Regions from separate parts of the Mus musculus genome. Here region 1 is linked to region 2. Evidence: chromatin contacts called from ENCODE Hi-C or POLR2A ChIA-PET data. All regions are on one chromosome and are shown on one strand. The core of a region is the stretch at or near the end of the contact, and the rest is flanking DNA. Distances in the headings are between cores, read along the strand shown.

Region 1 (6,660 bases), core at 2,273-4,772, 44 kb after region 2:
CTATACTGTCGTGTGACCAGTCCCTCAGGGAGAAGGGATGGCTTGGCATGGGCCCGCTGAGACAATGCCTTCCCCCATACCTGACTACACCCCTATAGAAGATATTCCTTCTCTTTATCTTTTTATAAACACATCAGGTGTGTAGACGCACAAACTAGCCAGTGGCCGTGGCACTATGGGACGAGGAGAGGCTTTGCCGTTTCATGTCCCAGATTCAGAAGGGGAGAAGCCTTAAAGGAAATGACTTGCAGCGTACCCCATGGCTCCCGGAAATGACTTGCAGCGTACCCCATGGCTCCCGGCGTTCACAGCTAAGCCTTGCTCTCTCTGTGATGTCAGCTTGCTGTTCTAATAACCGAATTGTTATAACCTTCACAGAACAGCTGCATTCCCCCTTGTCCTCACATGGGCCTTTCCCAGACATATCACAGTTGTGAGAAACTTGTGTCTGTCTGAGTTACTCCTCATGAGCTGATTACCATGTCACCCCGAGAGGTACCACTGAGACCCCAGAGTCCAGCTTCCATCCAGATATCACCTCTGAAGTCACACCTAGGCACATACTTCCTGGGCTGGGAGGGGAAAGCGCTTTGCAAGGACACAAATCAAGGTGAGAAGCAAGGATTGCCAAGTGTCACCTTTAAAGGACTCTGGAGGTGTAGGCCCCTGGGCTCTCTTCTTAGGGTTCTCAGGAACAGGTTGGAACAGGCTCAGGAACCAGATTCAATAGCTAAGGGCTTTTATCTCTTTGAAGTCTTGGTTCAAATGTCACTTTTACAGTAAGAGACCTTCAAACTGCTACATTTAACATTACAAAAAGCCAGGTATGATAGTATACACCTGTAAGCCCTGTACTAAAGAGACTGAGGCAGGAGGATCCAGAGACTGCGTCTCGAAAAATTAATATATGCATACATAGATATAAATACATACATCCATTTATAACCAACATACTTCCTTCTTAGCCCCATACCTAGTGTTCTTTATTTTTGAAATTACTTTTACTTTCAACTCTGCCATGCAATTAACATATTTTCCATACTAGTTATTGATCATCGTTGTTCCCCCAACCCCAACAGAGACAGGCCATGAGGGAAGGGAGGACCTGCCTTGGCCACCTCCAAATTGCATGAGCCTGAAGCAGGCTCAACTACTTGTTTCAAACAACTGCCTGAACGAGGTACTGAAGGTATTGCAGGTGACCAGAGACCCACATTGCCAGAAACCCTGGTCCAGGAAGTGTGGTGAGCTTTGGGACTAGCCAGACGAAACCTGCGCACTCAGAGCCGGTTCCTCCTCCCTCAGCAGCTGCAGGCAAAGACCCGCAGGCGTGGCTGAGGACGACCACTTAGATTTGAGGCTTCCTGTCAGACTTGCATGCCGCAGGCTAAGCATTCTTCCCCCCAAATCCCAGAGAGTAGGTCCCATGGACTCTTGTCACCTCTACCTGTAGGGACTTAGAATGTGGGAAATGTGATTGAAAAGAACCATGACTTTCTGGTGGGGTTTCTGGTATAGATGAATAAGATTACAGGGTTTCCTTTCTCTGGGAAAGAAGAGGAGGAGGAGGAGGAGGAGGAGGAGGAGGAGGAGGAGGAGGAGGAGGAGGAGGAGGAGGAGGAGGAGGAGGAGGAGAGAAACAACAACAACAACTTGGGAGCAGAAAGACACAACTGAAAATGTCCATGCAAAGTCTCAACAAGACATGGCAACACAAACAAAAAGGGAAGGAGCAGGGTCCAAGCATCCATCCATCCATCCATATGGAAGAACAATAGTGAAGACAACCTGGTTCACCGTCCAGTGCCTGCATCCAAGCTCCAGCTGTGCTGCTAATTGTCCCATGACCTTGAGCTAGCCCCTCTCCTGCTCTTCTCTCAGTTACCAGCATACCTCCCCCACACACACACTCTCACAGAGCTCCGTCCACCCGAGCTATTCTTTTAGAGCTCTGGTTTCCACCTAGGCTTTGGCCAGACATATGGCCAAGCCAGCAGGAGGGGGGGGGGAACGGACGGGGACGGACACTTGTCCCAACTGGTGGCTGCCCAAATTTTCCTGTCTATCCTCTAGCCCCACCTGAGAGCCCCATTCAGGGCCCCATTAGAGGGAGCAGGACTCGTTCTGACACAGCATATCTATACTTCCCCCATCAAGTCCCCCAGCCCTCCCCCTTATGTCTGATGAGTGATTCCCCTCTGAACCCGTAGGCCTGTTTTCTGCCCACAGCCCAGGCCCAGTCTCTGACACCCTGGGCTCTGTGATGATATTGCTCATTTGGATTCTAGGAGGGACGGCTGCTCTTCAAATTAAACTAGTTCCCTCTGGACCCCTGCCACCACTGCCTCGCTGCTAGGAAGTGTCCACTGGCCCTAGGGAGAGCTTTGAACAATTCTGTAGAAACGTGGAACCTGCCAGGAATCAGCTATGTGGCTCGAGGGGGTCCCTTCTAACCTCTTTGGCCTCAGTTTCCCCTGGACTGGAGTGGCTCCTGCCAACTGCCTGGGAATAAGGACCTGAATCTAGGTAGGTAGCAGAGGCTTCAAAGAAGGAAACCAAGCCCTGGAAATGAGAGCTGGGGTCAGGAAAGAAGCACACAGTCTCTCCAATTGCCCTTCCTCTTCTGTCCCCTCAGAAGTAGGCTCTGAAGAAGCTGGCAGGGCAAGGCAGCCATCAGACCAGGGATGGGCAAGCTTCTTTTACTCACATGGCTTGTCTCCAGATGAGGCCTCGCACCAGGGAAGGCAGAATATCAAACAGATGGGAAAGTGGGTGGGATGAAATATGAAGTGGATTATTTATGATAAAGGTCACTGCCTGTGGGGAAAGCCCCCCTGGGCGGGGGTGATGTATCCAGCTAGCTAAGAAGCTAAACAAGGGACTCTCCTTTCCAGAATAAAGCCTCATCCTTAAAAATAGAACACCCCCCCCCACACACACACACACACAGAGCCATTAAAACTCAGAAGCAACTCTCTGCTCCCTACCCCCATAGACGTCGAAAGTCCCTTACAAACGGCCCTGCTTTATGTGTCACAAAGTCAGAGGCAAACCCTGTGTATGAAAACGTTTATTATGAAGACCCACAGAGCTCAACTAAGGGCAGAAAGAAGAGAGAAAGAAACCATGAGAGAGAATGACAGGAGCTGGATTCTGGAGCTGATCAGCAGGTCCCTTGGCTTGGGGAACTTGCCGGGATCCTCGGAAAGAGACAAGGAACCCAGTGAGGTGACGTTGGGACAGGCAGAGAGTGTCAGGGAGCAGCCGCAGGGGTGAACCCGAGTCCCGAAGGAGGCAGAGAACAAAGTGGAGTAAAGGAACCTGTGCCGAGTGGTTGCAGGCGTTCCCCCAACACCAGCACATCTAACGTCAGGCGCGACTAGGCAGCCGCCAGCATTAATTAGGTACAGATGCAGGCACAGGGCAAGCCTCGGCCAGGAGCCGCTCCCGGAGGCGCGCCCCCCAGGCGCAGCCGCCACCTCCGCAGCCCGGACCAGCAGCCGCCCGGAGCGCGGAGTTTTCCCCGTGGCGCCACAGCGCCCCCTCATGGTAGTCTCAGGCAGAGCGGCTTCAGAGAACGGCAGACTCTCAGCCTGGAAGCCAGTACCTTCAGTACATCTCATACTCATTCGGAGTGTTTAAAAATCCTGATGCCTCCACGTTGGCATCCCGTGTTTATTAAATTTGAATATGAGAGCTTGACTTAGGCACCAGGGCTTCAAAAACTCTCTGCAGGAATTTCCAGTCCTTAGTCAAGTTCAGAATCAGCTGTCCTAAAGCGGTAGTTTTGAACTTGATGGGTATTGAAACAACCTCGGAGACAGCGTAAGGACAGATTGCTGGTCGATACCCCAGAGTTTCTGATCCCATGGATCTGTGGTTGGGTCTTGTGAGTCAGCTTTTCATTTCCCAGGGTATAAACAGGACTGGCAGGGATTGAGCACTGACTGGGAGATCGCTAGAAATTCAGGCTTAAAGGCCACCTTCCACCGGCTTAATCACAATCTGTTTGGCACACACGAACGAATCCTCTGATATCAAGGCTGAGAAGTGTTATTTTAAGCACTCTTTGGTCAGATTTCACACAGCAGATTTCTCACCCTCCCCAAGAGTGCTGAATCAGAGGGCAGGATAGGATGTCCCACATCCAATTATCTTGCATCCCGGATGGGAGAAACTGAGACCCAGAGGATGAAAGGATGCCCCAGAACCTGGGTTCCGGGGTGACCTATCATCCCCTGTGGGCTTTGATCTGTCTCCTCCACAAGTCAGGCAGCCAACTGTCAAGAGATACTACTGCCTGGTCTCTGCTCTGTGTCATAGGAGGGGCCGAAGAAGCAAGCAGAGAAAGAGGAAAATGGCAGCAGAGGTTGGGAGGACCTGTCAGCTTCTGACCCTCAGTGCTGAGACTCTCGGCAATCACCTGCTCGTAATTATCTGTCTGAATTCTCAGGAGCGGATTAGAAGCCTATATTATGAACTGACGAAAAGTCTGTAGCACTGTCCCCAACGTGGGTCTAGAAGCAGCACATGGTGGTCTCCATCTTCTTTGTTGATGTCGTCCAGTTATTTGGCAAAGCACTGAGTGGCCGGTGAGGTTGTTCAGGCCTAGGGACAATACTGACTGCAAATAGAAATTTGAGGAGTGCATGATGAGAACTTTTGGTGGCCATTATTTGTTTATGTTTCTATTTTAATTGTTTTACTTATACACTTTTCATCCTGCTCACTGCCTCCTTCCCGGGCACTTCCTCCCATAATCCCCTTCCCTTTCTCCTCTGAGTTGGTAGGGTGCCCTAGGTATCCACCAACCTGGCACATCAAGTCTCTGTGAAGCTAGGTGCATCCTCTCCCACCCAGAAAAGACAGGGTGGTCATTATTCTTGTGGGTATACAGAGACATGTAATAGTCCTGTTTTGACCATAGTTTAGAGTCCATGTAAGAAGCTAAATAAACACATAAATACATGAGAAATAACATCACATGTCTGGAGAGTTCAGTGTTCACAAAGGAACAGGTATGGTTGAGGGGAAGGCGTTTATTGTAGATGTGAGGGAGAGAACAGCAAGAGGCATCTGGGAGAGTCCAGAGCAGGGAGAGAATATGGTGCACTGAACATAGCCAGCAGACAATGGCCATGGGAGGAGTGGGGGATGGGGAAGAGAAGAGAGGCAGGCAAAGGAGACTGAGAGAGAGAAGACCAAGAGTGGAGCAGGCAAAGAGAGCACCAAGAAAGCATGGTCAAAATGGTGGAGGCTGTACAGGAATGGGAAGCTAGGGAACGGGGTGGAGAGCTTTAGGGTAGGGGACGGGGTGAGAAGAACAGAGAGGAGCCCCAGGTACTGAGGGAGACTTGCACTCATCTCTACATGCTTTGTTCTCTTGGTTGCTCTCTGTCTCTGCTTCTCCCTCTTCCTCCCCCCACCCCCTCCCGCACCCTCACTCCTCTCATGGCCCAGATCTGTGGTTAAAGTATTCCTCATGGTCTGTGCCCACTTAACTATTTTGGATGACCATATTTAACATTCTCTATTCATTTCCATTTTCTCCAAAAAAAGCTCTGAGCAAATAATTATTTTTTTAAGAATTTATTTTATGTGTGAGTGTGCATGGTGTGTGTGTGTGTGTGTGTGTGTGTGTGTGTGTGTGTGTGTACTTTCCCCACACTGTGTAGGTGCATCACATGCATGCTAGGTACTTGCAGAAGGCATCAGATCCGCTGGAACTGGAGTTACAGGCAGCTAGTTTGGAGCCATCACACAGGTGCCAGAAATGGAACCCAGGTCTTCTGCAAGAGCCGCAAGTGCTCTTAACTGCTAAGTCATCTCTCCAGCTCCCAAATGATCGATTTTCCTGTTAAGTCAAAACAGAGTGGGTATTTGCTTTCTTGGGGGCCTTGCTCTTTTGTATTCCCAGCTACACTGCCCTGTTATCTGCCTTACAAAAAGCAAAACCACTGAGTTGAACATTAACCAAAATGACTGAGAATGGGGCAAAATGCACAGTCCTGGCCTAGGCGACCAAAACCCCCTAACCCGAGTTGACTGTTCAAACAGGAAGAAATCCTGTGGCAGGCCACGTCTCCAAGGGACTCGGGGTCAGCCAATTCCAAGAAATACTTTTCATTGCAGTTAATAAATATTTACTGAATTCTGTGTAGGGATAGCCACACAGGACTAGCCACACCAGGGCACGAGGAGGGCTCAGGCAAGGGAATCTCTAGTTACATGCAAGAAGGGCTCTGAGGAAGCAGAAATGAGGGTCTTATGTCATCAACAGACAATCTAGAAAAGGAGGAGAAGGTTGGGGAACAGGGGACAGCATGAACAAAGGGACAGATGACAATGCAGAGCGTTTTGTAAATTACCAATGTGGTGACAGAATTTGGGGGTGCACAGTGTGCAGAGGGAGTGTGGGCATTGGTGCTGGACTGGAGGGCAGCTTGGGATCTGTATTAGTCGTGGTTCTCTAGAGAAACAGCATTTATAGAATGTGTGTGTATGTGTACATATATATAATACATATACATAAATGTAATACATATACAGACGTATATAAAGGGGATTTATTAGAATGGCTCACAGACTGAGTGGTCCAGCTAGTCCAACAATGGCTGTCTACAACAGAAGGTCCAAGAATCCAGCAGCTGTTCAGTCCAT
Region 2 (7,300 bases), core at 390-2,889:
TAGGCAGTGACCGGTTTCTAAGAAGACACTAGGCGATTTGAGGGGGGGGGGTGGCTACAACGCCAATGGTTGCCGCAGAGCTTTCTGTCATCAAGTCATCCCTATCAGCCTGGAACCAGGCCAGCAGATGGGCAGCTGCAGACCAGCTGTTGGCCTGAGAAAAACCAGCAAGCAAGAGCCGTGACACGGAGATGCGGTCTTCATCTAAGAGGGAGCCCAGCCCAGACCCCCCAGCAAAGTGCAGCTCATGTGGAAGGGTACTGGGTTTCTTCAGGCAAATGCATCTCGACACCTGGATTATGCTGTGTCTTGTTTTCATCTAGCTCACAATAGCCAAGCCCTGGAGTAGCCGTGCTTTTTAGAGGTGTCATGGTCGAACATCACGCAGGAGAGGAACAGCAGAGGGCAGGACAGGAAGGAGCTCCCCAGAGGCAGAAAGCATCTCATCTGAGGCCTGTCCTGCAGCACCTCCGAAGCAGGTCAGATCTAGATCAATACCCTTCCTTCCGCCACAGGTCTCTTCCCACTAGACACTGCTACACACGAACTAGAAGGAGATACGCATGATGTGGCACATCCTGCTATGGAGACCCACCGTGTGTGGTCTTCTCTCTCTCTCTCTCTCTCTCTCTCTCTCTCTCTCTCTCTCTCTCTCTCTCTCATTCTCTCTCTCTCTCATTCTCTCTCTCTCTCTTTCTCATTCTCTCTCTCTCTCTCTCTCTCTCTCTCTCTCTGCTGGCCTCAGCAATCCCACTACTCATGCTATCTCTCTAGCTAGCCTCTTCCTTCTGCAGCCAGGATGAAAGTCTGCCTTCAGCTCTAGGGCCATCTCCAGGAAGCCTTTCCTGCCTGCTATGTCATTACCTAGTGTATTTCTTTAGAGAGTGTCCTCTTGTGTTTGTTTGTTTGTTCTTCATATGTGTAGTGTGCACATGTGTGTGTGTATGCACATGTGTACATATTTCTTTTTCTCCCTATTAACATTTAAATGTCAGTAAAACAGACTGTTGTGGGGAAAACCCAATCTGGGGGCTATTGCCAGGATAAGGGACAGGTGACAAAGGCCAGAACAGAGTGGCAGGGTGGGGTAGCCTTGGGAAAGTGCATGCAATAGTAAAAAAAAAATATGATGTCTTAAGCTCCAATGTCAAATCCTGCAGACAAACCTAGATTCTCTCCTTCATCAGCTCCCTTCAAACTCCCATTAAGGATGTTGTCAGGCCAGAAGGCTTCTGTGTGTGTGTGTGTTATATGTGAATGTGTGTGTGTGTTATGTGTGAATGTGTAGTATGTGTGTGTGTATATGTGTGTGTGTGAGTATGTAGTGTGAGTATAATATGTATATGGGAATATGTGTGTGAGAGTGTATATGACTGTGTGTGTGGTATATGTGTGTTTGTGGTATATGTGTTTGCAAGTGAGTGTGTATGTGTATGTTGTGTGTGCTGTGTGTTTGTGACGTGTGAGTGTATATGTATGTGTATAGTATGAGTATGTGAATATGTGTGTGAATGTGAATGAAGTGAGTGTGTAAATGTGTGTGAGTGCATACGTGTGTGTGTGTGTGTGTGGTGTGTGTGTGTGGTATGCGTGGTTTATGTGTGTGTGTTTGGTGTACGTAAGAGTGTGTTTGAGTGTGTGTGTGGTATATGTGTGAGAGTGTGTATGAGTGCATGTGTGTGGTGTATGTGTGAGAGTGTATATGAATGCGTATGTGCCATGATAGTCCACCCACAACACAGATTCCTCTCTCATCTAAGTACCTATTGGTGCGCTCAGTGGAGGCCAGAATGACTCTGTTCCTGGACCTAAAATCCCTCCACGTGGACACTGACCGACACCAAGAAAACCTCCTAAAGAACTGTCCGTCCGTCTGTCCGTCCGTCCGTCCGTCTTGCCTTCTCTTAAAAGCCAAGGATGGGAAAGACACACATTGCCCTGGGAGGTGCCGTTAACCAGGAAATATCCTTTCAACAATTCACCTGCTCAACAATCAGCTGAATGGCTTGATTTTGGTTGTGATTACAGTAGACGCCCATGGCCTGGCCTGGTTGGGCCGCAGAGTTGGTAGGATGTCAGGATGGGGGTGTCAGACTCTGCCTCTGGGGGAGTCCCTGCCCCTCTCCCAGCCTCAGTTTCCTAACCATAAAGAAGGGGATGGAGGTTGGTTCTAAGGAAAATTTCGCCTCTGACCTTTCCCTCGTAACCATGTATGAGCCTATCTCTGCCTTCTGCCCATCCTCCTCCTGCAGGGTCAGGCATTTTTACAGCCCATGTCTCTCTTTATATCATGGTGAAGAAGAGGAACTGTGTGCCACTGAATTCACCAGTGAGAGCGTAGGAGTATCTGATGGGAGAAAGCCCTGCCAGCCCTGTCTGCCAATGCTACTCACTGGGCCAGGTACAGTGTCAGCATCTGCCAGTAGCTGATAGTCTTGGCTGGCTGGCAAGAGACCTCACCCATCCCACCCACCTCCTCTGCCCTTCTTCTCTGGCCTTGGATGGCTCTCGGGAGTTCCCGACAAGGCAGCATACCCACAGCCAAGGTCCCCGTGCACCACTGCAACCTGCAGAATGTACAAAAATCCACTCTAACCAGACGGTGTACCTTCTGCCACCCATGGTGGGGGCAGTGGGGGAGGGAATGAGTGACACAGCCTGAGATGGGGGAGAGGCAGAGGGGGCTGCTGTCACCTTTGTCTCCAAGGACAGCTGAGAACTGTCATGAATAAAGATTAATAGTGACAGAAGACAGGCTGAAGTAAGAAACATTTGCAGGCTCTGTGGCAGGAGAGAAAATAAGAAAATTCCTCCTGCTCTCAGGCTCAAGGTCTTCTCCTGGCCAAACCCCAGCCTCCGCCCAGCCACTCACCTCAACATTGACAAGCAGCTGGCCATCACTGGATCATCCTTGACTAAGCCTCAAACCCCAGCTTTCAGCCAGTTCCCTCTCTCCTTCTCTCCCCTGAGGGTCATCCAGAGAGAAGCAGAACTTGCTTGACCTGACCTCAAGAAGCTAGGCCCCCAAGGGGGGGACCACTGGAGCCTTACCCCCCTCTCCCCAGCCCCCACAGGAAGATTCTTGTTTAACACACAATGAGAGACACAGAACCTGGAGGGCACAGGGCAGTTGCCCCCCTCCCCAAGATCTTGGCCGCTGGCCCATCAGGGCTGGCAGTGGCTCAGCTGGCCTCAGCGCACTCCCCTGGAAAGAAATCCCTGCTACTCACTCCTTGCTCCTACCCTCCAGCTGGCCTGCAGTAAGTCAGAGCTATTGGCTCAAATCCTTTTTCTTTTTAACCTTTCCCTCACCACCACCAACACTGCTTCTGGGGAAAATGGTTTGTAAGATATTCTGCTAGGCCTCTTTAAATGTCTTTATTCTTTGGGAAAATGCTTTAATATAAAGGTCCTAGTTTCTACACCATTCAGACAGACCTTTTCAGAGTCTCCAGTTTGGGACAAGAAGATTCAGACCTCCAAAATCCCATAGCACCGTGCAGAGAGTCAGGTAAGGAGCCAAGGACCTGGTAAAGAACTACCCTTTACTACCCAAGGTCTAGCCCTTCCCTGAAGCTTCCCTGAGTCCATTCATCACAGGGAGGGGCCAGGACCTTTGAACCTCACATCTAAGGCCTAAAGAAGGCAGGTAACAAGTTTGGGGACCCCCATGGATGAGCAGAAGGACCTTTTAAGTAACGTTAACTTCTCACTGGGAAGGACGGTGAGTTCACATCTGCCTCCTGGTCCCTACGGGGCAAATTTTTACTTCCCTCTCCTACTATGAGGGGAAGAAAGTGCTGGGACTCGGACACTCTGGAGACAGCTTCTGGGGTTGAGTACAACCACAACTTCCAGGCAGACGTCTCCCTAAGGGGTCCTTTCCTTGGATCTGGGCTGGGATTCAAACTCCAGCCTTGATGACTTGCAAGCCTCGGTTGAAACCACATGGCCCAGGGTAGAGCTTCTCGAGTGGAGGGAGGAGGAGGGCACAGTTCACAGTGAGCGTGGGCAGCTGCCTCAGCCCTGGTTTAGCTCTTGGGAGTCCTGTGATGCCTAGATCCTGGAGCTGTTTAGAAGCTTTGCACTTTAACCCAACTCTGAGCAAGTAGTCAGAATAGATTCTACTGGCTCCTGCGGGTGTGGCTTGGAAGAAGGCACCAGGGCACCCTCTATCATCCTCGGCCCTGATGCTCTTTGGACTTCTAACAGGAACTGAACGGACACTTCCAGTGGTGAGAATGAGCCACGGAAAGATGGTGCCATCTCAGTCATGACCAATCAGGTAAAGATTCAGCTGAGCCCTCCCCACAGGCAAGCACAGGGGGCCCTGGATCCTCTCTCCAGCCTGCTCCAGAGGTCCCCAAGGAGTCCACTTTGAAGCATATCTTGCCCGATGGGTTCCCTCTGCCTCTCCCTACCTTGGGGCGTGTGCCTGCATACTTAAGCACCATCTGTAAAGGGTATCTGGGGTACCGAGCCTCGCTTCTAAGGTCCAATGATAACAGGTAACAAGCTTGGGGAACCCCCTGGTGGAAGTTACTACCTTTGGAATAACTTCAACTTCTCACTCATTCCTTGAGTACCTACTATGGGCCGGTCATTACAGAAGGCTAGAGAGAAACAGTAGGAAAGACCTTCATTCTTTGCAGGCCTGGCCCTTGTAACTGGCAGGCGACCCCTGGCCTGAAGATGGGGGAAGGGTGAATGAAGGATGGACGAGCTTCATTAGAGGTCTGGTGGGAGGAGCACTTGCTTATTTGGGGCACCCCAGGAAACTCTCACATAGATGACACTGAGACGAGACACCGAGACAAGAGGATGTCTGACGATGACATTGATGGGAAACAGGGATAGTTCTCGACCAGCAGTTCTCAACCTATGGGTCATGACCCATTTGGGGGTCACATGTCAGATATCCTGCATATCAGATGTTTACATTATGATGTCATAACTGTAGCTGTGATGGTTTGTATATGCTTGGCCCAGGGAGTGGCACTATTAGAAGCTGTGGCCCTGTTAGGTATGGGCTTGTTGAAGTAGGTGTGGCCTTGTTGGAGTGGGTGTGGCCCTGTTGAAGTAGGTGTGGCCTGGTTGGAGTAGGTGTGTCACTGTGGGTGTGGGCTTTAGCCCCTCATCCTCGCTGCCTAGAAGCCAGTATTCCGCTAGCAGCCTTCAGATGAAGATGCAGAACTCAGCTTTTCCTGCACCATGCCTGCCTAGATACTGCCATGTTCCTGCCTTGATGATAATGGACTGAACCTCTGAACCTGTAAGACAATCCCAATTAAATGTTTTGTTTATAAGAAGAGTTCTTGGTCATGGTGTCTGTGCACAGCAATGAAAACCCTAACCAAGACAGTAGCAAAATTACAGTTATGAAGTAGCAACAAAAATAATGTTATGGTTTTATGGTTGGGGGGTCACCACAGCATGAGGATCTGTATAACAGGGTTGCAGCATCAGGAAGGATGAGCACCACTGTGATCTGGACAGACAGTAGGACACTAGCCTCAGCTCCCCACACTCCAGTTGGTGGATTCGCTACAAAGCTGTTCTGGGGTCGTTTCCTTACCTTCGAGATGAGAAAAGGATTCCTAGCTCTGATCACATATTTATCACAAGCATATCTTGGCATCGTTATCTCGGAGGGGCAACCTTTGCCGCCCCCCAATCCTGGCCTTCAGGATATGATCAGACCCCTCACTTCTGTCTCTCAGCCTTGGCCATTCCTCTTGGCTACTGTTGCATGTGCCTGAGAGAGGATTTATGGTATCAGGCTCCCACTATGGAAGCCAACATCAAGTTAATGGAATGGGGAGGCTGGAGAGGTGGTTAAGGGTATTGACTGCTCTTCCAGAGGTCCTGAGTTCAGTTCCCAGCAACCACACGGTGGCTCACAACCATCTGTAATAGGATCTGGCATCCTCTCCTGGTGTGTCTGAAGACAGCAACAGTGCACTCATATACATAAAATAAATAATTAAAAAACAAAAAGTTAATGGAATGGATCTTGCCCCTGGAGCAAAGGCTCTAGAAACTTAGGAGCCTGCAGCCACCTCACTTATCAACTCCAAGGAAACCCAAAACAGAGGTGAAAAAGGCAGACAGTCTGAGCTCCTTCCTCCAAGGTGACTTCCTTCCTTGCTTACCTGTGTGGAGTTCTGGGTGGTCTGCCAACAGCAGTTGGGATCAGTGTGTTAGTGGGTAAAGAAAAGGTGCCCATCACGAGAATACCACAAAGAGGTTTTCCTGGGTTCTGACAATGCACAAGACCCAAAATCTCTACAACAGAAGCTTTCATGACTGTGGCTACAGGTGACACAGAGGATACCCAGGTTGAAGTTGAGGCTGGCTGTCACACAGGGATATACAGGTACAAGTCTAGGGGCCTGTACCAGCCTGTATATTCCACCTATGGCCCTCTCAGCAGACGGGTTGAGATCATGCCTGCCTCCCACTGTGGGGATATCCCCGTGGGTGCCTTACCCCTTGCAGCCTTCTCAGGCAGGTAGGGGTGAACTCAGACATCCCAGACCTCAAAGCAAAGGCATAAAGCTGGAGCTGACTACTTCCTGGCTGCCTGCCCAGCCTTCTTCTTGAGAGTCAGTTCAGCAGGTATGAAAGGGGGCAGACTCATTGGCAGCTCACAGGGCTTCCTCTGCAGGAACTGACACTTGGTAGGACTTACAGGACCTGGGAACAGGGTCACACCACCGTCACTATTGGTCCAAGCCACAAAGAAAGAAAGGATACAAGTAGGACTTAAGTGATACTGAGAGATCCTCTATCTGCTACAAATATCACATGACCTCGGGGCTAGAAAGGACTTCCCAACCTACAGCTGGGGCCATGGTGAACCCAATGACTCGACTCTAAAAATGGAGACACTGGTTGGCAAAATAATTTCCCCAAACTCCAAATTGTGGGACTATGATAGACAGCCTATTTTAGTTAAATGGGGCTTGCTCCGGTGACCCAGTAGAGATCTCTACAAGGGACAGAAAAGTGAGCCACAGTCCCAGAGTCAGGTGCCTGACACCACAGAGGCCCCAACTCCATAATTCTGTGACTACAAGTCACACAGACAATGTCCCAAGCTTCTGGAATTCTGTCTAAACTCCACCCCCACAGTTACCTGACTATAGCCAGGTATGCTCCTCCCAACAGTTACCTGATAGCCCAGCCACTATGAGAGGGGCTTCTTGGCCCCTCCTGACTATCTTTAAGCTTTTACCTTTCTTACTCTCTAGCCCTCCTTCTCTGCGCCCCCCCCCCCCCCCATGTGGCCATGGCCTGT

What was found. Hi-C counts contacts between places; a loop is a spot of excess contacts on that map. ChIA-PET counts read pairs that join two places held with the same protein, here RNA polymerase II (POLR2A).
Region 1: a map of heart shows a loop between it and region 2 (3-fold over the local background). The contact joins the enhancer-like site here to the promoter of 1700025H01Rik in region 2. A Hi-C loop is called at or near these places in 12 of 37 maps with a recorded cell type or tissue (Patski, adrenal gland, gastrocnemius and 3 more). POLR2A ChIA-PET finds 5 or more read pairs at or near these places in 2 of 5 experiments (Patski and embryonic stem cell).

The regions. Positions count from the first base shown.
Region 1 is chr16:30,232,999-30,239,658 of GRCm38, forward strand. No RefSeq gene overlaps it. Among named protein-coding and RNA genes, the nearest start is that of Gm33330, 17 kb to the right of the region's middle. Within about 2 kb of position 3,523, at least 2 of the 3 ENCODE cell types and tissues checked have a DNase peak (open chromatin) inside an H3K27ac peak, as active enhancers do; they include gastrocnemius and heart, where a contact is called at or near this core.
Region 2 is chr16:30,190,965-30,198,264 of GRCm38, forward strand. It overlaps 1700025H01Rik (a long non-coding RNA gene), which reads left to right and starts at 1,640. Exons shown (of 3, transcript XR_003951867.1): 1 at 1,640-2,401; 2 at 2,824-4,285. All of the region lies in intron 2 of Gm26562 (a long non-coding RNA gene), which reads right to left.